3 separate regions of the Homo sapiens genome follow, and regions 2 and 3 are each linked to region 1. The links are chromatin contacts, found by Hi-C or POLR2A ChIA-PET in ENCODE. All regions are on one chromosome and are shown on one strand. The core of a region is the stretch at or near the end of the contact, and the rest is flanking DNA. Distances in the headings are between cores, read along the strand shown. Region 1 holds the start of HDAC6 (histone deacetylase 6). Region 2 holds the start of GPKOW (G-patch domain and KOW motifs). Region 3 holds the start of CCDC22 (CCC complex scaffolding subunit CCDC22).

What was found. A loop is a pair of places that touch in the nucleus more often than their neighbours do. ChIA-PET counts read pairs that join two places held with the same protein, here RNA polymerase II (POLR2A). Pooled maps may share reads with other maps.
Region 2: a map of endothelial cell of umbilical vein shows a loop between it and region 1 (24-fold over the local background). The contact joins the promoter of GPKOW here to the promoter of HDAC6 in region 1. A Hi-C loop is called at or near these places in 3 of 168 maps with a recorded cell type or tissue (endothelial cell of umbilical vein, gastrocnemius medialis and naive thymus-derived CD4-positive, alpha-beta T cell), 4 of 37 single-sample maps with no recorded cell type and 16 of 50 pooled maps.
Region 3: a map with no recorded cell type shows a loop between it and region 1 (12-fold over the local background). The contact joins the promoter of CCDC22 here to the promoter of HDAC6 in region 1. A Hi-C loop is called at or near these places in 2 of 37 single-sample maps with no recorded cell type and 7 of 50 pooled maps. POLR2A ChIA-PET finds 5 or more read pairs at or near these places in 2 of 52 experiments (AG04450 and PC-3).

The regions. Positions count from the first base shown.
Region 1 is chrX:48,800,627-48,803,326 of GRCh38, reverse strand. HDAC6 (histone deacetylase 6) reads right to left here and starts at 1,260. Exons shown (of 29, transcript NM_006044.4): 1 at 1,185-1,260; 2 at 542-664; 3 at 328-456; 4 at 111-199. The coding sequence starts at 634. RefSeq lists enhancers at 609-688, 1,319-1,832, 1,679-1,948, 2,070-2,700 and cis regulatory regions at 2,660-2,700, 2,409-2,700.
Region 2 is chrX:49,122,358-49,125,057 of GRCh38, reverse strand. GPKOW (G-patch domain and KOW motifs) reads left to right here and starts at 1,323. Exons shown (of 11, transcript NM_015698.6): 1 at 1,323-1,511; 2 at 2,282-2,436; 3 at 2,536-2,660. The coding sequence starts at 1,336. RefSeq lists enhancers at 346-999, 1,000-1,653.
Region 3 is chrX:49,234,063-49,236,762 of GRCh38, reverse strand. CCDC22 (CCC complex scaffolding subunit CCDC22) reads right to left here and starts at 1,293. Exons shown (of 17, transcript NM_014008.5): 1 at 1,077-1,293. The coding sequence starts at 1,126. It also overlaps the pseudogene HSPB1P2.

The sequences.
Region 1 (2,700 bases), core at 11-2,510:
CATCTGCTTCCAGTATCCAGGCTGGGGTAAGAAAAGATTTATTCTTGCTAATGGGCTCTAAGTGTGTGTATTTTTGTGGTTTGGAGACAGCCTGGAGGACCCAGCCTCACCTGTCATCCCAGAGGCAATGGAATTCATTTAACTGCTCATCCAACACCAAGCCAGTGCCAGCCAGTGCTTCAGCCTCAAGGTTCAGATCCTGCAGAGGAAAAAAAAAAGGAGACACAGATCCATTTTAGGCCCTGAGTCAGAGGGAACTGTCCAGGGTGGGGAACCTTTGGGTTTTGATTGTCATACGAGGCTAAACTGCAGCCAGGCCCTGCTCACCATCCCTTGCAGTCCCACGATTAGGTCTTCTTCCATTGCTTGGCCGAGCTTCTTCATTTTGCCTTTCTTCTTTACCTCCGCTAGATTGGGGATAGAGCGGGGAACGGCTCCCTTTTTAATATTTCGCTTCTGTGAATCAGAGAGAAGGGTCAGAGTCCAGGGCATGACCAACTTGCTCCCTCTCCCCCTCATCAGGGCGGGTCTAGGGCCTCACCGAAGTGACACTGGAGTCCTGAGGGGGCGACTGGGGGTTCTGCCTACTTCTTCGCTGCCTGGTTGTGGTGGAATCCTGGCCGGTTGAGGTCATAGTTGAGGAGGCTTGGCCCCTGCCGCGGTTCTGGGGGTGGGGGGAGGAGCGTGGGTATGTGAGGGGGCTAGTGTGCCCTGAGGACCCCACCTCTCTGCCCTTTTCCAGGCTCCGCCCCCTCTATTAGATTCCATTCCTTACGCGATCTGATTCTCCACAGCCTTCCAAACTCCGCCTCTCTCAGGCCTTCTCCCTCCACTCAGGTGGCCATTCTACCCGGCCCCGCCCGGCCCGCTAGACTCCACCCCTTTTACACGATTCTCTTTCCCTGGTCTTGCCCTTTCACGGAGCAATGAGCCCCCGGGCTCACACAGTCCGTCTTAGGGCCTGCCCTTTCCAACCAATCACCGCCCCTTCTACTCTCCTAAGCCCCATTCCCAGACCCTCTAAGCCCAGCCCAGACCCCATTCCTTCACGAACCTGCCCTTTCGGCCTATCTCCCGGGATAATCACCCACCCTTTCACTCAGCCGGCCCCGGCCCCGACCCCGGTTTCGACTCCACCCTTAACGATTCACTTAACTCCACCCCTTATCGGGCCGGACCGGTACCTTCCACTCCGCCAGATCCCGCCCCTAGCGTTTCAACCAGCCCCGCTCCTCAGGGGACTGCCCCGTTCCTTCAACCAGCTCCACCCCCTGCCCAGACCCGACCGCTAACGTTTCGCTAACCCTCTTCAGCCAGTCCCTAGCCGCCTTCGGTCGGCCTCCGCCCCCTTCCCGCCTCCGCCGTCGACGCGCTGTACTCACCGCTCCACTCATTGGACGCAGCCCCTTTCTCAAACTCCGCCCTTGGCTCGCTCCACCAAGTTTCTGGCGACCTGTGGGGACGCGAGCGCTCAGGCTTTTCTTTTCCATTGGGCCTCGTCTCTCGACTGCCCGCCCAGATCCCGCCTCCAGAGGGGACCGTGCCTCAAGGCCGCGCCCCTCGCGCGAGCCACACCTCTCGCGAGCTCACAAGCGGCGGGGCGGTGCGTCGGCGTGCTACGCCAGCTGGGCTGAGCCACACCGCGAGCTCACAGGCGACGGGGCGGTGCGTCGGCGTGCTACGCCAGCTGTGCTGCGCCTACGTAAAAGGCAGGCGCCGGCGGTTCCCGACAGGGCTGCGGTGCAAGCTTTTTCTTGCCTCGGCTATCGTCGCTGTCGTCCCGGATGCCATAGCCGCCGCCCCTCCGTCCCTGTCCAGTCACTTAGGAGCCCTTCGGGTCGGCGGTGTCTGGAGAGCAAGCAAGGAAGCGAGGGAATTAGGAAGGGGCATCTTACCTTTTCCCCGCGACTTCCCGCGCGACGCGCCGTGATGACGTAGCGCGGGCGGGCTGGTTGTGGCTGGGCCGAGAGCGAGGTTGCCACTGGACGTTGGTGGTGGCGGCCAAAATAGGCGTGGTGACGATGCTAAATGTGAGGATTTTCCGAGTTAATATTCACTATGGTGGTACACAGGAAACACTGGCCGAATATTAGCTATTAATATTCTGCCGCAATATTCTGAGTGGAAGGAGTCTTAGTGGGGGCAGGGAATGGTAATGATAGCAAGTATTATGTGACAGGCATCGTTGTAAACCACAATTCTATGAGGTAGTTCCCATTATTAAGGCTGCTTTGCAGATAAGGAAACTGAGGTTACGGGACTTAACCATGTGACTTTGGGCAAGTTGCTGAACAGTTCTGTGCTCCGTTTCCTCATCTGGAAAGTTGTGATAATAATAGTGCCCAGGGCCAGAATGGCCTTGAGGATGGGAGTTCTCATGGGCAGCAGCTCTCCCTATCTGCCCCCTCCAACGGGTAACCACTGCTCCCAAGCAGTAATAGAAAGTGTGTGTGCGTCTGGGGAGCTGTCCCTAGGCACCCCCTCTCCCCCGCAACTCCCACTCCATGTCTAAATGTCAGCTCTGCAGGAGGCCGGTTTGTCCTCCTAATCTCCCTGTCTCATTCTCCACCATTTCCTACCGGGCTATAAGCTGGGACCGGAGAGATAAGCAGTCCGGGGGTTCTGCATCAGACTGACAGATTGACGGTCTCACCGCCCAGTAGCTTTGCCCTCTGATCCTCTTGAAGATGTCCTGCCGCC
Region 2 (2,700 bases), core at 74-2,573, 320 kb before region 1:
CCTCAAGTGATCCGCCCGCCTCGGCCTCCTAAAGTGCTGGGATTACGGGTATGAGCCTGGCCAATAGGCACTATTTCTTTCTTTCTTTCTTTTTTCTTTTTTAAGACGGAGTCTCGCTCTGTCGCCCAGGCTGGAGTGCAGTGGCAGGATCTCGGCTCACTGCAAACTCTGTCTCCCGGATTCAAGCAATCCTCCTGTCTCAGCCTCCCAAGTAGCTGGGGATACAGGCGCCACCACCACGCCCGGCTAATTTTTGTATTTTTAGTAGAGACAGGGTTTCACCATATGAGTCAGGCTGGTCTCAAAGTCCTGACCTCAGGTGATCCACCAGCCTCGGCCTCCCAAAATGCTGGGATTACAGGCATGAGCCACCACACCCCTCTAATTTTTGTATTTTCAGTAGAGACGGGGTTTTTTATGTCTATTATTTATTTTATGTCTATTATTTATTATTGTACACAACTGACGCTCCATCCCCCCCACCCCCGACCTTTTTCTTTTTTAGAGATGGGGTCTCGCTCTGTCACCCAGGCTGGAATGCAGTGGTGCGATAAGAGCTAAGTGCAGCCTCGAATTCCCAGGCCTCAGGCCATCCTCCTGCCTCAGCCTGCGGAGTAAATGGAACTACAGGTGCGCGCCACCACACCCAGCTGATTATTTCTAAATGATTTACTTCATCAACACTTCCCACATAAGTAGGGCACACATTAGGCGCTCCATAAATACTTGTCAAACGCCTACACGAAGGAAGATTAATGTCTGGCAAGAATGAATCCACCTTCCACCATGCCTACCCCGCTAAAAACTACATTTCCAGCCAGGCGTGGTGGCTCACACCTGTAATCCCAGCACTGTGGGAGGCCGAGGCAGGAGAATCACGAGGTCAGGAAATCGAGACCATCCTGGCTAACACGGTGAAACCCCGTCTCTACTAAAAATACAAAAATTAGCCAGGCGTGGTGGCGCATGCCTTTAGTCTCAGCTACTCGGGAGGCTGAGGCAGGAGAATCGCTTGAACCTGGGAGGCGGAGGTTGCAGTGAGCCGAGATCACGCCACTGCACTCCAGCCTGTGAAACAGAGCGAGACTCCATCTTAAAAAACAAAACAAAACAAACAAAAAAAAAACTACATTTCCCTGGGCGCTTGGCGCGACGCGCTCCCACCACGTTTGAAAGAGCGACAATTACTTCCCACGGCCCCTTACCGCCCCCTCCCGCCGGTGCCACAGTGGTTGATGGGAAGGTAGTTTTTACGCACTTTGGCCGGCCCCTAGCGATCTGAACCCAAACTAAATTTCCCAGCAAGCAGCGCGCCGGCCTGGGAAAAGGAGCAAGATGGCTGACTCCAAAGAGGGTGTTTTGCCGCTGACGGCTGCTTCCACTGCCCCAATTTCATTCGGCTTCACTCGCACGTCCGCACGGAGGCGGCTGGCCGACTCGGGAGACGGCGCGGGGCCATCTCCGGAGGAGAAGGATTTCTTGAAAACCGTGGAAGGGAGGGAGCTGCAGAGGTGACGCGCCGGGTCTTTCACCCCTTGGAAATCTCTGCGGTGGGCGTAAGCGGGAGGGAGGAATCTCAGTTGTTTGTCTTGGTGACAGTGACCTGTTAAGCCTGAAGCACAGCCTGAGTAAATTCGTGGAGGCCAGAAGGCGGGAGTTTATAGGAGGGGGTGAGGAAATTGGGCCTGATAGCTGTGGGAATTGCGAAGAGAGGATGTATTACTGAGAAGAAGTGTCTTTAGGACTTGAAGACACTAAGGTCTGTGCGTTCTGGGAGAAGGAAAGAATGAGAAAATGACAGGACCTGCTAGTGTCTCAACTGAAGGGCTGAGGCGTCCCCGATATGGGGAACGGGATGGAGCGGCAGATTCAGGTTGATGGAGGCCACCATCAGCTTAATGAGGAGAGGAGTGTCTGAGGGGTCTGAGGGAGGGATTTCCAGAAGAGAATCAGGCATCTAGGAAGCTGTTTGGGAACCTGGAGCTGGGGAAGGTCTGGGCTGAAGATAGTGATTTGTGGGCCATTGTAGAAGCCGGTATTGAGTTAAACAGAGAGTGCAGGACTTATTTCTCGAAGGCACTGACATTTATGAGTTGGGGGCACTGGGGAGATAATCCAGAGAATGCACGATCAGAGAGGAACAGGAGATCCAGACATGGAGTAGGGAAGACATGGTCTGTGGGGCTGGGGTGAGTTTGGCTCTTGTGTTTTCTCTGAATGAAGGAGTGTGACCCACTGACCCTGCCATTCTCCCAACCCCACCCCTCTGTGTCCACATCAGTGTGAAGCCCCAGGAGGCCCCCAAGGAACTCGTCATCCCTTTGATCCAGAATGGCCATCGCAGGCAGCCACCAGCCCGGCCCCCTGGGCCATCCACAGATACTGGGGCCTTGGCGGATGGGGTGGTGTCCCAGGCTGTGAAGGAGCTCATTGCGGGTGAGTGATACCCCTTTACCCTTCCCCATTGAAGGAAGAAGAGGAAGAAGGTGGAAGGATAGAGTGGGACTTCATTGCTCCCTCCTATTCTTCCTTTAGAATCCAAGAAGTCTCTGGAAGAGAGAGAGAATGCGGGTGTCGACCCCACGCTCGCTATCCCCATGATCCAGAAAGGATGCACCCCCAGCGGGGAAGGGGCAGACAGCGAACCCCGGGCAGAGACAGTGAGCTGGCCCCTTGTCCCCCTCCTGCCCCAGCCTTTCT
Region 3 (2,700 bases), core at 44-2,543, 430 kb before region 1:
CTTTGCATACATATTGAGCTGCTAGAGTTTTGAGAAGACTAGATTTTAGGAGGCTGCTGTTTTCAGAAGTTCCAAATGTCAGGGTCCCTGGGTATCAAGATCCCTGAATATCAAGACCACCTAGTTTCAAGCAATACAAAAATCAGACTCCCTAGATGTTGGCATCCTGGGTTTTTAGGGCCTCTGAACGGAGGAGTCTTCGTGCGTCAGGGTGACCAAATGCTGATGTCAGATTTTAGAATTCTGGGTTTTTTTGGCTGGGCGTGGTGGCTCACACCTGTAATCCCAGCACTTTGGGAGGCGGAGGCGGGCAGATCACTTGAGGTCAGGAGTTGGAGACCAGCCTGACCAACATGGTGAAACCCTGTCTCTGCTAAAAATACAAAAATTAGCCGGGCAAGGTGGCGCACGGCTGTAATACCAGCTACTTGGGAGGCTGAGGCAGGAGAATCACTTGAACCTGGGAGGCGGAGGCTGCAGTGAGCTGAGATCACCCCACTGCACTCCAGCCTAGGCGACAGAGCGAGACTCCATCTCGGAAAAGGAAAAAAAAAAAAAAGAATCCTGGGTTTTTTTAAGCCCCAGGTGTTTGGGGAACTGGAGTTTGAAGGATCCCAAGTATCTGGTCCAGGGATTTTTTGGAGTCCCCGAGTGCCAGGGTCCTGGGGTTTTACGCTCCCTGGTTCTTAGGGCACAGGTGTCTTAGGGTCTCCAGATAACAGGGTCTCAGGGAACTGATGTTAAGATTCCCCAGATTACAGGGTTCCGGGTCTTGAGGTTTCAAGGTTGTAACGTCTCAAGGTGTCTGGGTCCCAGAGCTTTGGGTGTACCAAATATCATGGTTAAAGGATTTGGGAGGCCTCTGATGTCGGTGTCAGGGAGGGCGGTGTGTGTGTGCGTGTGTGTGTGTGTGTGTGTGTGTGTGTGTGTGTGTGTAAGGGGGTGAGGGTCTTAGGATCCTGGAGTTGGAGCCCTGAATGTCAGGATCCCGGGTTTTAAGGTTCCCGGGAAACGGGGTCCTGGGCTTTAGAGTCCCGGATGTGGGCTTCGGGGGTGGGCGGGGGCTCTGTCCTTACGTGCCGGCCTGGCGCAGCGAATGGATGAGGATTCGGTCCGCCTCCTCCATGGTGGAGCCGTGTCGGAGTCGGGGGCTGGGTCCAGGACCGGGTCCGAGAAAGTGGGGAGCAGCTGTAGAAACCCTGCTCCGTGCTCGCGGTCCACAGAGTGTCACGGGTCGTGTGGGGAGAGTTGGAAAGTGTAGTTCTGTGAGCGAGCACGGCGCATGCCGGATGTGAGGCCTGGGGTGAGTGTGCACGGAGGTTGAGCTTGCAATAGCTGCTGGGAACTGTAGTTCTTCCACCTGCAGTCCAGTGGGCTCTTCCAAGGGAAAAAGGAACAACCCGTGTGGTGGGGAGTGGAGGGGCCGGACAGAAAGGGGCTTCCTGACTCATTCGTTTAAGGCGGCATTCATCTTCTAGGCTATAAAAGTGTACACATTAAGGGCAGAATTTTAACACAAAGCGACTACTTCCCTGTGTCTTAGTCTCCTCATCTGTAAAATGGGACTATTGACAGTACCTGCTTTTTAGGATTAAAACAGAATTAATTTATATAAAGCACGTTGTACTATGTGCCTGACACATAAGATAAGAAAGCACTATGTAAGTTATAGTTACTAGTGTCCATGCATTCAATAAATGCTTTAATATGATACACATTTGTACACTCCAAAGAATAATTACACAGCAAATATCTATGTAACCGGCTGGGTGCAGTGGCTCACGCCTGTAATCCCAGCACTTTGGGAGGCCGAGTCGGGTGGATCACCTGAGGTCAGGAGTTCGAGACCAGCCTGGCCAACATGGTGAAACCCCCTCTCTACTAAAATGAGAAAAATTAGCCAGGCATGGTGGCACATGCCTGTAGTCCCAGCTACTCGGGAGGCTTAGGCAGGAGAATCACTTGAACTGGGGAAGCGAAGGTGGCAGTGAGCTGAGATTGCGCCATTACACTCCAGCCTGGGCAACAGAGCGAGACTCCGTCTCTAAATAAATAAATAAAGCAAAAGAAATCTATGTAACCATTTCTTGAACAGCCGACGCGCACCTGCAATCCCAGCAGTTTTGGAGGCCAAGGCGGGAGGATCGCTTGAGGTCAGGAGTTTGAGACCGGCATGGGCAATACAGCAATACACCATCTCTTAAAAAAAAAAAAAAAATTGACACTTGTCCAAGCAGACGTCCCCAGCAGAGCCAGCCAGCATGACCGAGCGCCGCGTCCCCTTCTCGCTCCTGCGGGACCCCAGCTGGGACCCCTTCCGCGACTGGTACCCGCACAGTCGCCTCTTTGACCAGGCCTTCGGGCTGGTCGCAGTGGTTGGGCACCAGCTGCTGGCCCCGCTACGTGCGTCCCCTGCCCCCGCCGCGGTCGAGAGCCCCGCGGTGGCCGCGCCCGCCTACAGCTACGCGCTCAGCCGGCAGCTCAGCGGCGGGGTCTCGGAGAATCGGCCCACAGCGGACCGCTGGCGCGTATCCCTGGACATCAACTACTTCGCCTCCGACGAGCTGACGGTCAAGACCAAGGATGGCATGGTGGAGATCACCAGCAAGCACGAGGAGCGGCAGGACGAGCATGGCTACATCTCCCGATGCTTCACCCGGAAATACACGCTGCCCCCCGGTGTGGACCCCACCAAGGTCT